4 separate regions of the Homo sapiens genome follow, and all the other regions are linked to region 4. The links are chromatin contacts, found by Hi-C or POLR2A ChIA-PET in ENCODE. All regions are on one chromosome and are shown on one strand. Each heading gives the region's core, a stretch centred on a gene start or an enhancer-like site at or near the end of the contact. The rest is flanking DNA. Distances are from core to core; before and after follow the strand shown. Region 1 holds the start of LAMP2 (lysosomal associated membrane protein 2). Region 2 holds the start of CUL4B (cullin 4B). Region 3 holds the start of MCTS1 (MCTS1 re-initiation and release factor). Region 4 holds the start of STAG2-AS1 (STAG2 antisense RNA 1).

The links. Hi-C counts contacts between places; a loop is a spot of excess contacts on that map. ChIA-PET counts read pairs that join two places held with the same protein, here RNA polymerase II (POLR2A). Pooled maps may share reads with other maps.
Region 1: a loop to region 4 is called in a pooled map, with 4 times the contacts of the local background. The contact joins the promoter of LAMP2 here to the promoter of STAG2-AS1 in region 4. A Hi-C loop is called at or near these places in 4 of 50 pooled maps. POLR2A ChIA-PET finds 5 or more read pairs at or near these places in 3 of 52 experiments (B cell and T-cell).
Region 2: a loop to region 4 is called in a map of CD4-positive, alpha-beta T cell, with 13 times the contacts of the local background. The contact joins the promoter of CUL4B here to the promoter of STAG2-AS1 in region 4. A Hi-C loop is called at or near these places in 2 of 168 maps with a recorded cell type or tissue (CD4-positive, alpha-beta T cell and naive thymus-derived CD4-positive, alpha-beta T cell) and 12 of 50 pooled maps. POLR2A ChIA-PET finds 5 or more read pairs at or near these places in 5 of 52 experiments (A673, CD4-positive, alpha-beta T cell, OCI-LY7 and 2 more).
Region 3: a loop to region 4 is called in a map of CD4-positive, alpha-beta memory T cell, with 8 times the contacts of the local background. The contact joins the promoter of MCTS1 here to the promoter of STAG2-AS1 in region 4. A Hi-C loop is called at or near these places in 1 of 168 maps with a recorded cell type or tissue (CD4-positive, alpha-beta memory T cell) and 6 of 50 pooled maps. POLR2A ChIA-PET finds 5 or more read pairs at or near these places in 1 of 52 experiments (WTC11).

Annotation. Positions count from the first base shown.
Region 1 is chrX:120,468,046-120,470,745 of GRCh38, forward strand. LAMP2 (lysosomal associated membrane protein 2) reads right to left here and starts at 1,251. Exons shown (of 9, transcript NM_002294.3): 1 at 1,061-1,251. The coding sequence starts at 1,124. RefSeq lists a silencer at 1,189-1,453.
Region 2 is chrX:120,559,712-120,562,411 of GRCh38, forward strand. CUL4B (cullin 4B) reads right to left here and starts at 1,251. Exons shown (of 20, transcript NM_001079872.2): 1 at 372-1,251. The coding sequence starts at 927. RefSeq lists enhancers at 320-1,205, 1,203-1,497, 1,206-2,090 and silencers at 1,471-1,550, 1,851-1,900.
Region 3 is chrX:120,602,665-120,605,364 of GRCh38, forward strand. MCTS1 (MCTS1 re-initiation and release factor) reads left to right here and starts at 1,437. Exons shown (of 6, transcript NM_014060.3): 1 at 1,437-1,583. The coding sequence starts at 1,573.
Region 4 is chrX:123,960,091-123,962,790 of GRCh38, forward strand. It overlaps STAG2-AS1 (STAG2 antisense RNA 1), which reads right to left and starts at 1,251. Exons shown (of 2, transcript NR_130770.1): 1 at 1,099-1,251. It overlaps STAG2 (STAG2 cohesin complex component), which reads left to right and starts at 1,616. Exons shown (of 35, transcript NM_001042750.2): 1 at 1,616-1,766. RefSeq lists enhancers at 1-497, 26-215, 1,196-1,245, 2,674-2,700 and a silencer at 1,566-1,705.

The DNA of each region.
Region 1 (2,700 bases), core at 1-2,500, 3.5 Mb before region 4:
AGCCACCACGCCCGGCCCCATCCAGCCATTCTTAGGCCCTGGTAACAACCCAATCCTTAGCAAGTTTGTCTACCTGCTCCCTGCACCCCCAAAATATGAGGTAATAGGCTAGCTGTGTGATGGGGAAGAAAGAAAAGAAGAAACTCTGAAGGCAAAGAGGTAGTCTACCAAACTCAAATACTCCACCCCCAAAACCTCACATCTGGGAGGCCCTCCTAACTGAAACGTCTGGGGATTTTTTTGTCAGCGTCTGGCTGGGAGGAAGTAGCAAAACTGGGAGAAAATCGACATCCTCAATACCTCCAAGTCAGATGTGCACTCCCCATCAAAGTTCCCCCTGAACCCCTTAGTCTCCAGAGGTTGGGTCCAAGTTTTCTTTCCTGGAAATTGCCCCAGCTACCTTAGGTTCCTTCGCCCTTAAAACTATGACTACCAAACTCAAACCCAGCATCACTCCTAATCTCTTGAATCATCCTTTCTTCACAGTCTCAAATTCCAACCTTCAAAATGCCCAACCCTGTCACTGCCCCTGCCCCTCAGGCTCTACTGTCCTATCTGTCCCATCTGTCCCCCACCCACACACTTCTCCCAAGCTACTCCAGGCAGGCATGGTCTTCTCTCTTAATTTCCTATCTCACCCCATAGTTTTTCCACCATCTTCAAAACTCTTCCCTGATCTCAGCAAACCAAGACTCTCCTAATTGTCTCTGGCGCCCAAAATCTGCATGTACCACCCTCCTACGCTCACTCCTCAGTGTTTTCCCCAAGTTACTCTTTCCACGCTGACCCTCTCCACGCTTCACTCCTCCCAGCCTACTCCCTCGGCGTCCACCCCCCGTTACCGGCCCCTTCTTACTCTCCTGGGCCCTTCTTCCCCGCCATCCGTCGGTCAGGCCTTCTCTAGGTCACCGCTTGCCTCCCCGGGCCAACCGCCGCCGCCCAGTGTTAGCTGCTGAGCCTCTCAACCCCCTCCCCCTCGGACCAGTCTTTCAGGTTGTAGCTTTGAACTGGTGCCCCGGGCCCAGGCGGACAGACTAATCGGGAGGGCCCGACAACTCACCCAGGACTAGGCAGACCAGAACGAGCCCTGAGCCCGGAACCGGGAAGAGGCGGAAGCACACCATGACCCCGCAGAGCAGGCGGCGACGGCGGCGACGGCGGCGGTACAACAACAGCTGCAACACCAGGGAAAAGGCTCGCTGGACCTGGGTCAAGAGCACTGATGACCACCGACCACAGCCTTGCAAAAGCCAGGAATCGGCGCTTCAGTGCGAGTCATAAGACTAGGGGCGGGGCTCTTTCTTGCTTACAGCCAATCTCCGCGCTTGAAAGCGGCGAGAGGGGTGGTGATGTAGCGGCCGGTGGGCGGGGCGACCACGCCCTGGCTTTTTGGTTCACAGCCCTTCCTATGCTCCTGAGAGATATGCGCGGACGGCATTTTCTTTTTCTTTTTCTTTCTTTTTTTTTTTTTTTTTTAATTTTACTTTAAGTTCTGGGATACATGTGCAGAATGTGCAGCTTTGTTACATAGGTATACATGTGCCATGGTGGTTTACTGCACCTATCAACCCGTCATCTAGGTTTTAAGCCCCACATGCATTAGGTATTTCTCCTAATGCTCTCCCTCCCCTTGGCCCCCACCCCTTGACAGGCCCCCGTGTGTGTTGTTCCCCTCCCTGTGTCCATGTGTTCTCATTGTTCAACTCCCACTTATGAGTGAGAACATGCAGTGTTTTGTTTTCTGTTCCTGTGTTAGTTTGCTAAGGATGATGGCTTCCAGCTTCATCCATGTCCCTGCAAAGGACATGATCTCATTTTTTTATGGCTGCATAGTATTCCATGGCATATATGTGCCACGTTTTCTTTATCTAGTCTATCATTGATGGGCATTTGGGTTGGTTCCAAGTCTTTGCTATTGTAAATAGTGCTGCAATAAACATACGTGTGCATGCGTCAAATGGTATTTCTGGTTCTAGATTTTTGAGGAATCGCCACACTGTCTGCCACAATAGTTGAACTAATTTACACTCCCACCAACAGTGTAAAAGCATTCCTATTTTTCCTCAGCCTCGCCAGCATCTATTGTTTCCTGATTTTTTAATAATCACCATTCTGACTGGCGTGAGATGGTATCTCATTGTGGTTTTGATTTGCCTTTCTCTAATGATCAGTGATAATGAGCTTTTTTTCATGTTTGTTGCTGCATAAATGTCTTTTTTTGAGAAGTGTCTGGTCATATCCTTTGCCCACTTTTTGATGGGGTTGTTTTTTTCTTGTAAATTTGTTTAAGGTCCTTGTAGATTCTGGATATTAGACCTTTGTCAGATGGGTAGATTGCAAAAATTTTCTCCCATTCTGCAGGTTGCCTGTTCACGCTAATGCTAATTTCTTTTGCTGTGCAGAAGTTCTTTTAATTAGATCCCATTTGTCAATTTTGACTTTTGTTGCGATTGCTTTTGGTGTTTTAGCCATGAGGTCTTTGCCCATGCCTATGGCGGACGGTATTTTCTAAGGCTAAGGAGAGAGGAGGAACTTTTGAGGGCCGTAGATAGTAGACTATTTCCGTTTTGGCTCCTTGACAAAGAAGAGAAAAATTTTGCGGGCACAAAAACGGTTGCTAGGCATCTCAAACGTAATACATACAAAAATAATACATGCTTATTCTCCAAACACTGTTGTTACCTATGCAGTTCATGCTGT
Region 2 (2,700 bases), core at 1-2,500, 3.4 Mb before region 4:
CCCAGCAATGCCAAGGCTCGCTATGCACCTGAAATAAATAAACCTCTTTAGAATACAAATTTCTCACCTGCAAAATCCGGATCAATCATACCGATTGTCAGTGTTATAAGGAATAACAGATTAAATACAATAGGTTGAAAAAGACCTCAAAATACTGCACAGAAACACCCGGTGTATGCTTCAGCACAAGGATCCTAACCACCCCCGGAAAATGAACCCTCCACCAAAAAAGGACCTCCCCTCCACCTCATTGATTATGCATAAAACATTAGGCCACCTCCAAACTGTTTAATATATTAACATAAATAGAGCACGTGACCCCTCGAGTGTCAAATCCTTATTAGGTGATTATGGATTTTGGCCTTGGTTACCTTTAAAGTTCTTGATCACTAACTTCTTAGCAGAGCCAGGTTTGCTGTTAGCAAAGCTAGAGACGGTGGTAGAAGATTTGGCTAGGCCGTTTGCATGATGCACCGAAGCCACAGAAGAGATTAATATACTCTTATTTTTAAGTTGCTGCTGCTGAGATGTTGCAGCAGTTGGTGAAGATGAGGAGGAGGAGGAGGAGGATTCCTCAGCCATCTTCGCATCAAACCCTACAAACTCCAGGGTGTCTTCAAAACGCAGCTTCTTCTGTATCGGTACGTGGCTGGAAGCAGCCACTGAAACCCCCAGGCAGAAGGACGAGGTTGAAGGGGATGCCGAATCCCTGGGTTGTAAAGGAGGAGTGGAAGAGGAGGAAGAGGTGGAATCAAAGTCTTCTCTCTCGTTACTACTGTTACTGCTGCTACTGCTGCTGCTGTTTAACTTTCTCTTCTTGGCAGAGGTGGGCGGAGTGGTGCTGGTATTACCATCAGTGGCAGATCTGACCTCCTGAGCAGCAGCAGCAGCTGAGGGACTGGGGGAAGAAAAACCTGTTGGAAACATGAAAATAGCGGGGTCAACAGGCAGAGGAGCATCAAAAACCTACGTTTATATGCCTGCGTGCGTGTAGGAGAGAAGGTAGCAATGCTAGAGGGGGAAGGGAAGAAAGAAGAGAGGAGAAACACAGAGGACGAGAAGGAAAGTGAAGGGGGGGGCTACACCGGGGGAATGGGAGGGTTTGGGAAGGCGGATAGGCTGACACCAGGAGTGAGCAGAACGAGGGGGGAGAGCGAATGAGGAGGCAGACAGGTAAACGGCCGTGCCGTCCCCCTCCCCTGCTTTTCGATCTCTCTCCCCCCCTTTCTGCAGGAGCGACTCAGCGAGTCTGTGAGGCTGCAGCTCCTCCTCCTTTTCTCCCTCTCCCTGGGAGGGGAGAGGCTGTGGTTGGGGGAAAGGGGGAGGGGGAAAGAACCAGGGCTTGTTATTGTCAATAGCACAAGAGGCTAAAGATGGCGCCATTTCCGGTCACGCGGCGCCGAGGGAGGGGCGGTGTCAACCTCAGGGAGTGGGGGTGAGGGAAGCGCTGCAGCCGCCCGGGGGGCGGGGGAGCTCGCGCGTGAGGGGGCGGCTGGAAAGGGGCGGCTAAAGTGCCCCAGACGCTCGCGCTAGTTCGCTCCTGCTCCCGCTCCCCTTCGCGATCCCCTTTCCTGGCAGCGCCTTCCTTCCCTGGCCCACCGGGAACTCCCACTCCCTCCTTAACGGTCCCGCGGGAAGCTTCGCGCCGCAGCGCCCTTACCGGAAGTGACTGGGCAGACACTTTTCATAGCGCCCAGATCCCGAAGCCCCCAGGTCCGCAGGACTTGAGTGGGGGGGGGAAGGGGGGAGGGAGAAATTGGGGGGAAGAAAAGTGGATAGGAGGAGGGGGCGGGCCTTCGAGACACCTTCGGAGCTCCTGATTGGAGCTTTCTGAAGGCGAGGGGGTGGGGGGGGTGGCGGGAGGAGCGGGAAGGAGCCTCGGGGGAGGGAAGGTAGTGACGGCGAGGGGCGGAGTGAGCTAGCTGGGAAAACGGAGGAGGAGGAAGAGGAGGAGAGAGGGAGGGACGGAATAAAACGTAAGGGTCCGGGAGAATAGAAACTTTGAAAGAGATGAAAGAATAAGGAGTGGTTGCAAGGCTAGGGGAGTAACCCTAAATAGAGGAAAACATAATCATGCCATTATGCCCGCTGCTGGAGAGGAATGTCCCTATGTTAAGATAGGAAAGGAGAAGAAAACGAGCTAAGATAGGAAGAAAAGGACTTTTTAATTCGGTGCCGGTATAAATTGTTTCTCTTTTATCTCAAGGCACCACAGACCCAAGGCTGAATAAGGCCTGAATTTTGATGCCTTTCTCTTTCATGTAGCTGTAAATCCTTTTATCTTACTACCAGGAGCATTTTCTAAGCTGGCTGGCCAAATTAAGTGTGTATTCTAAGGCGAAGAAATGGAAAGGTAACTAACCCCTCACCCACCCAGCACTATGCCCAGGATCGTCCTAACCCCCACTCTATCAGTCCTTAACTCAGTAATTTATAGACCCAACAAAGCTAAGACCCACTTCCTTCTTTTGCCAAATCTCAGTTTACACGCTGTCCCAAAGGAGACATTTTAGAACCATATCGGCAAAAGTCAGTGTTTTCTACTAATGTGTTTCATGACCCCATGCTTTACAATTGATTATTGATTTAAAAAATCTTTAAGTTTGGTTAAATTAGCAACAATAAACCTTGTAAATTCCCTGTTGGGAGTTTTTACTTAACCTTGGGGCATTCTCAGAGGGAGGTAACACAATATCAAAA
Region 3 (2,700 bases), core at 187-2,686, 3.4 Mb before region 4:
GCGTAGGGCCTTTTCAGGTTTTTAAATTTTTCCATGATTTCTTGGCTGATCAAAACCCTTGATTAGGCCAGGCACAGTAGCTCATGGCTGTAATCCCAACACTTCGGGAGGCTGAGTTCGGGGAATTGCTCGAGGCCAGGAGTTCAAGATCAGTCTGGGCAACTTAGTGAGACCCTGCCTGTCTCTACAAAAAATTAAAATTCGCCAGGTGTGGTAGTGCATGCCTGTAGTACCAACTACTCCGGAGGCTGAGGCGGGAGGGTCACTTGAGCCTGGGAAGTTGCAACTCCAATGAACCGTGATCATGCCACTGCACTCCAGCCTAGGTGACAGAGTGAGATGCTGTCTCTAAAACAAAAAACAAAGTGAAACTCTTGATTGGCATAATTTTGTTTCTCTATCAGCTTTATTTTTAAAAAAATTACATAAGTAAAACATGTCTCTTTAGCTATTATCTCTTAAATCAGATTACCTTCTGTAATAATTCTATGGGAATTATTCTACGGGAGCACAGTCATTCACGCTTGTAACCCCAGCACTTTGGGATGCCAAGGTGGGAGGACTGCTTGAGCCCAGGACTTTGCAACCAGCCTGAGCAACATAGACCCCGTCTCTACAATAATAATAATAATAATAAAAATAAAAAAATTAACCGGGCATGATGGTGTGTGCCTGTAGTCCATGCTACTTGGGAGGCTGAAGTGGGAAGATCCCTTGAGCCAAGGAGGTAGAGGCTGCAAGTGAGCCATGATAGCACCACCGCATTCAAGCCTGGGCAAGAGTGAGGCCCTGTCTCAATAAAAACCCGCAAAAAACTTTGGGAGCATCGTACGGTTGCCAGTGAATAAGGTTATAAGATAAAAAACAGGATGCTCAATTAAATTCAGCTAAACAAGCGCTGTATATTTTTAGTGTAAGTATATCCAAAATATTAATGAGGTATACTTACACTAAAACAAATATTCATTGTTTACCTGAAATGCAAATTTAAATAGGCATCCTGTATTTTCATTTGCTAAACCTGGCAATCCTACCAGCACTTTAACATGAAGCCATGAGGGTTGCCTGGATTCATGCTGGTAGGTAAGCACCAATCCATTCGGTTGCCTCAGACAGGACAGAAACCATTCCCTCTAAAAAAATCGTTTACTTTGACGATAGGTAGCAACGAAGCACGGAAGAATCTTGACCCTTTGAGGAACCCGTAACTGACGCAAGTGCCATAAATGCTACTTTGATTGATTCTCCGCCCCCTCCATTCTTCTCTTCCTGCAATTGCTCTATCACTTCTTCCCTCTCAAGTCCCGCCCTTTCAGCTACCTCCAACTGCTGAGGAACCGGTTGCCTAAAAGGAGCCGGCAAAAGCGCCTACGTGGAGTCCAGAGGAGCGGAAGTAGTCAGATTTGACTGAGAGCCGTAAAGCGCGGCTGGCTCTCGTTTTCCGGATAACGACTACAGCTCCGACTGTCAGTGCCGGCCTTCCTCGTGTGAGGGGATCTGCCGGACCCCTGCAAATTCAATTTCTTTCCCATTCCGGGCCCTTCCCTATCGTCGCCCCCTTCACCTTGGATCATGTTCAAGAAGTAAGGACATGCTGTGGCCTCCATCGGCTGCTCACAAAGGCGGTGGGGTGGGGGTGGGGAAGAGGGCGAGAGCTAAGATCCTCTTTCTCTCTCCCCCGCCCCTGCCATCCTGACTCCCTAAGGTTTTCTATAGTACTATGCTCTCACTCCCAACTTGAACACTTCTTTAAGCTTTCCATCCGTAGTCCTTAATTGGGTTTCAGTCCCTCCACTCCCATTGTTTTTTCTCCTTACCCCTCTTTCTCTTTTGCCCCCTCCCCCAATTCTGTCTCCATTCCTAGGGTTCTACCAATCACATCCGTGCACTGTGATTTAGAGGCATATTCTCTGTAGCTGAGAGGGGAGCCCTGCGCTCACTGCCATATGTTTATTAGTTATGAACTGAATAAAGGAAGGCTTGACTTCCTGGGTCATGGGAGTGAAGGAGTCTGGGTGACAGGAAGCAAGCGGCCTGTCATGCCTATTGCCTAGCTGCCAGATTAACCTTGCCTTGAAAATAACGATTGCCCCATAGGCTATTCAGTGTAAGGAAGACAAAAATTCCTTGGGAACCTACTAGTGGGTTTGCCTTCCAGATTTGGTAGACGCAAAAAGCAAAGGGGGAACATGGGCAAAGGAAGGTGGGTTTTGTGCATGAAATTTTGAGCAAAAACGAATAGGGATCTTAGAAATCATTATTATCATCACTTAAAAAAAATCTCAGCAGATTACATAGCCTAGCAGGGGCCGATTTTCTATGTTATGCTTGGGTTGGTCTTTTGTATCTCAAGAATTGAGGGTTTTGTTTTCTGATCTCAGGTTTTATTATTGGTGGGAGCCTGTGTTTCTTCCTGGGTAGAATTGAATAAGATTTTCCAGGAAAGGCATTTGTGTAGCTAATTACAGATTATGGTGCAAAGTATGTCTCATATTCCTCCCCCTAACCCCAGCTAATTGCTGTATACTTGACAGTTTATTTCAATATTGTATTAAGACATTGGTTTTGTGCTGGACAGAGTAAAAGGGAGATGGTATTTTTTTTTAAAAGAACAATTTATTTCATAATTAAGTATCTAAATACTTGGTTGGGAATAAATGACTAATTAGAACAGTACCTTTAGGTATTCTGATACCTCTA
Region 4 (2,700 bases), core at 1-2,500:
CTGGGCTGCCACCTTAGCGCCTCGCGAGGGGCGGAGGGGCCCGGGGAACGAGTCCCGGAGCGAACCCAGCCAGCCTCTGGATTCCCACGGCCCAGGGCTCCGCCGGACATTCCTACCGCCCTCCCCTCGACACCCCACTAAAGACAGAAGAACCGCGGCTCGATCGGGTCCGCGGCGGAAGCGCGGCCAAACGAATGAGTAAGTCAGGCGCGGGCACGGCACCTTGTTTACCCCACTCGGCGGCGCGCCCCTGCGGGCGCCTGGTTTGCGGGCGGCGTCGGAGACGCTGAACCCGGGAGTCAGTCGGCCACGATTGGTCGGTGACTGGGAGGAGGACGCTGGGTGGGAGGGCTGGGAGCCAGGCGTTGCAGTGGCAACTCTCTGCCGCTAGATGCCGCTCCCTCCCAACGGGAGCCGGGCGCGGGTTCGTGGCCGACAGATGGCGCCTGCGCGTTCCATTCGCCTCCAAGTCGCCGAAGAGCGAACACCCCAAACAATCCCGAAGCGCCACCAAAAAAAAAAAAAAAAAAAAAAAAAAAAAAAAAAAAAAAAAGAAAAAAAACCCCGCCGGATCCGACCGCCACTTTCAAAACCCCCCACCGCTCTAGAACCGCGGGAGCTTCCGTCCCTGAGTAGAATTCGAGGGTGTAAAGAAGAGGAAGGGGAAAAATATCTTGTACCAGCCCAGGGGTGAAGAAGCCCCCGGCCTGAGAAAGAAGGAGGAGTGGGGGAGGCGAACAGTCTCGTTGCTGCCTCTGTGTACGCTGAGGGGGGAGGTAAGTTATAAAATGGCGGAGGCGAAGCTTCTAGAAGTTTGGAGGGGCACCCGGAGGGCGCTTGGCCCACCGTGAGGTGTGTATGATTGAAACAGGGCGAGAGAGAGGAGTTGGGAGGGAAAGAGGTTGGGCACTCTGTTGCCATTGAATTTCCCCTCTGCTTTCTTCGCCCCCATGGGGGGCAGCCATGGAACGGGGGGCAGAGTCCAGGCGGGAGGATCTTTCTCGCCCCCGCGGCGCCCCCCGCCCTCCTTTCTCCCTTCTCCCCCCAAGTCGCTACCCCAACACTTCCAAGGAACTTCCAGCCCCCCTTCCTCCCTACCTCCTACTCCTAGAGTGGCTTTCTACCGCAGGGCTCTTCTTTTCGACTACCCTCGCTGAAGATTTTCTCTTCCTTCCCTCGCCCAACTCTCCCTCGGGGCCTCTACGGAGACCCCCCCCCCCCATGGGTGGCCCAAAATGGAGAACGCGGAGCAGCGCAAGATGGAGGCTCCGCTTCTCTGTGTAGCAGTAGATTTAGGTTCCTTTTCTCCGGCAGGCTCCTAAGCCTAGGAGAGCCCGAACTGGAGGTGGGGTGGGGTGCGAGCCGTAGTCGGGGGAGGAAAGCCGGGAGGCTGTGGTTGGGGTGGGGGAGAGCGCGGTGTCGCGGTGAGGGGAAGGCAGAGAGCAAAATGGTGGTGCTGGGAACCTAGGGGGGAGGGGAGAAAGGAGGCTCAGTTGTGTATATTTGGGCCTCGGACCGAGGGAGGCGAGGGAAAATCTACTCTGATCACACCCCTCCCTCGTGCCCCCTCCCTTCTCCCTTCCCCTCCTCCCTTCCCTCCCTCCCCCCTCCCTCCCTCTCTTCCTCCCTTCCTAGAGAGGGAACAACATTCATGTGACGGGCCCCTCTGCTTCTCCCCCGCCCCATCATCTCCAGCGCGTGGTGGGGGAACTGCTGGGGAAGGCGATTGGCATCGATCTCTCCATCCCTTCCGAGGCCCGACTTCGGTCAGTTTTCTTCGGGCAACAATTTTCTAAATTGGCTGGGGTCTGGCGGTGTTGGCCCCCGCGCGCAGACCTTGCCCCGAAGGGGGCCCTGCCTGCCTGGCATGGGCGGAGGGGGGAAGGGCGGGAGTGGAAGGCTGTTTGTTGGGGGGTTTTGGCGCCACTTTTGTTTTAGTTTTAGTGCTGCTTTTCATTCCCACCCCCACCCGCACTGTCTTTCTCAAGGCACGAACTGAGCTGATCCTTGCCCCAGGTAGGCAGCCTGTGCGTTTTCACTCCACACTTTTATTCTTGCTCGGGGTCGACTTTCTTTTTTCTTCTCCCCTGGATCCGGAGATCTGCGGACGGCGATTTTGGGACGAAAAGGGTCGGATGGGCCGTGGGAGAGAGAAGGTGTGGGAAACAGCATCAAGTAGTTCCGCAAAACTTTGAGCCCCGTTCCCATTTTCTTTTGGCCTAGAATTGTGAACGTATTGTTGATTTCGGCCTTTTTTTCCCCCCGTCGCGAGAATGTCTTGTTTTGCCTTTAGTTTTTTATAAACCGCTGTACTTTCGACATTTAGTTTCCGCTCCCCCTTGGTGCATATGTCATTTTATTTTTAATCCTTAACTGTAATGGGTTATCGTGTGATTTTCGTGCTTCAGTGCTCGGCTTTAATTTTTAATATTGTATTAGTAGTTTCATCCGGTTTGTGAGACTTTCTCTTCCGTGGCCTAGAATGTTTTTTATGTTGTTGCCTACCACCCCTCTTCCCTCTCCCTCCTTCTTTCTCTTGGATGTAGTTTTTAAATTGAGGGCCATGGTGTTGGATTAAATGGTAATTTACAGTTTACATGATATATCTATTGGAAACTTTTGATCTGTAAGGTTAGATTTAAAGTAAACGAGGCGCTTGTGTTGGTTTGCAATGGTTCCTTAAAATGCGCGGGCCACCCC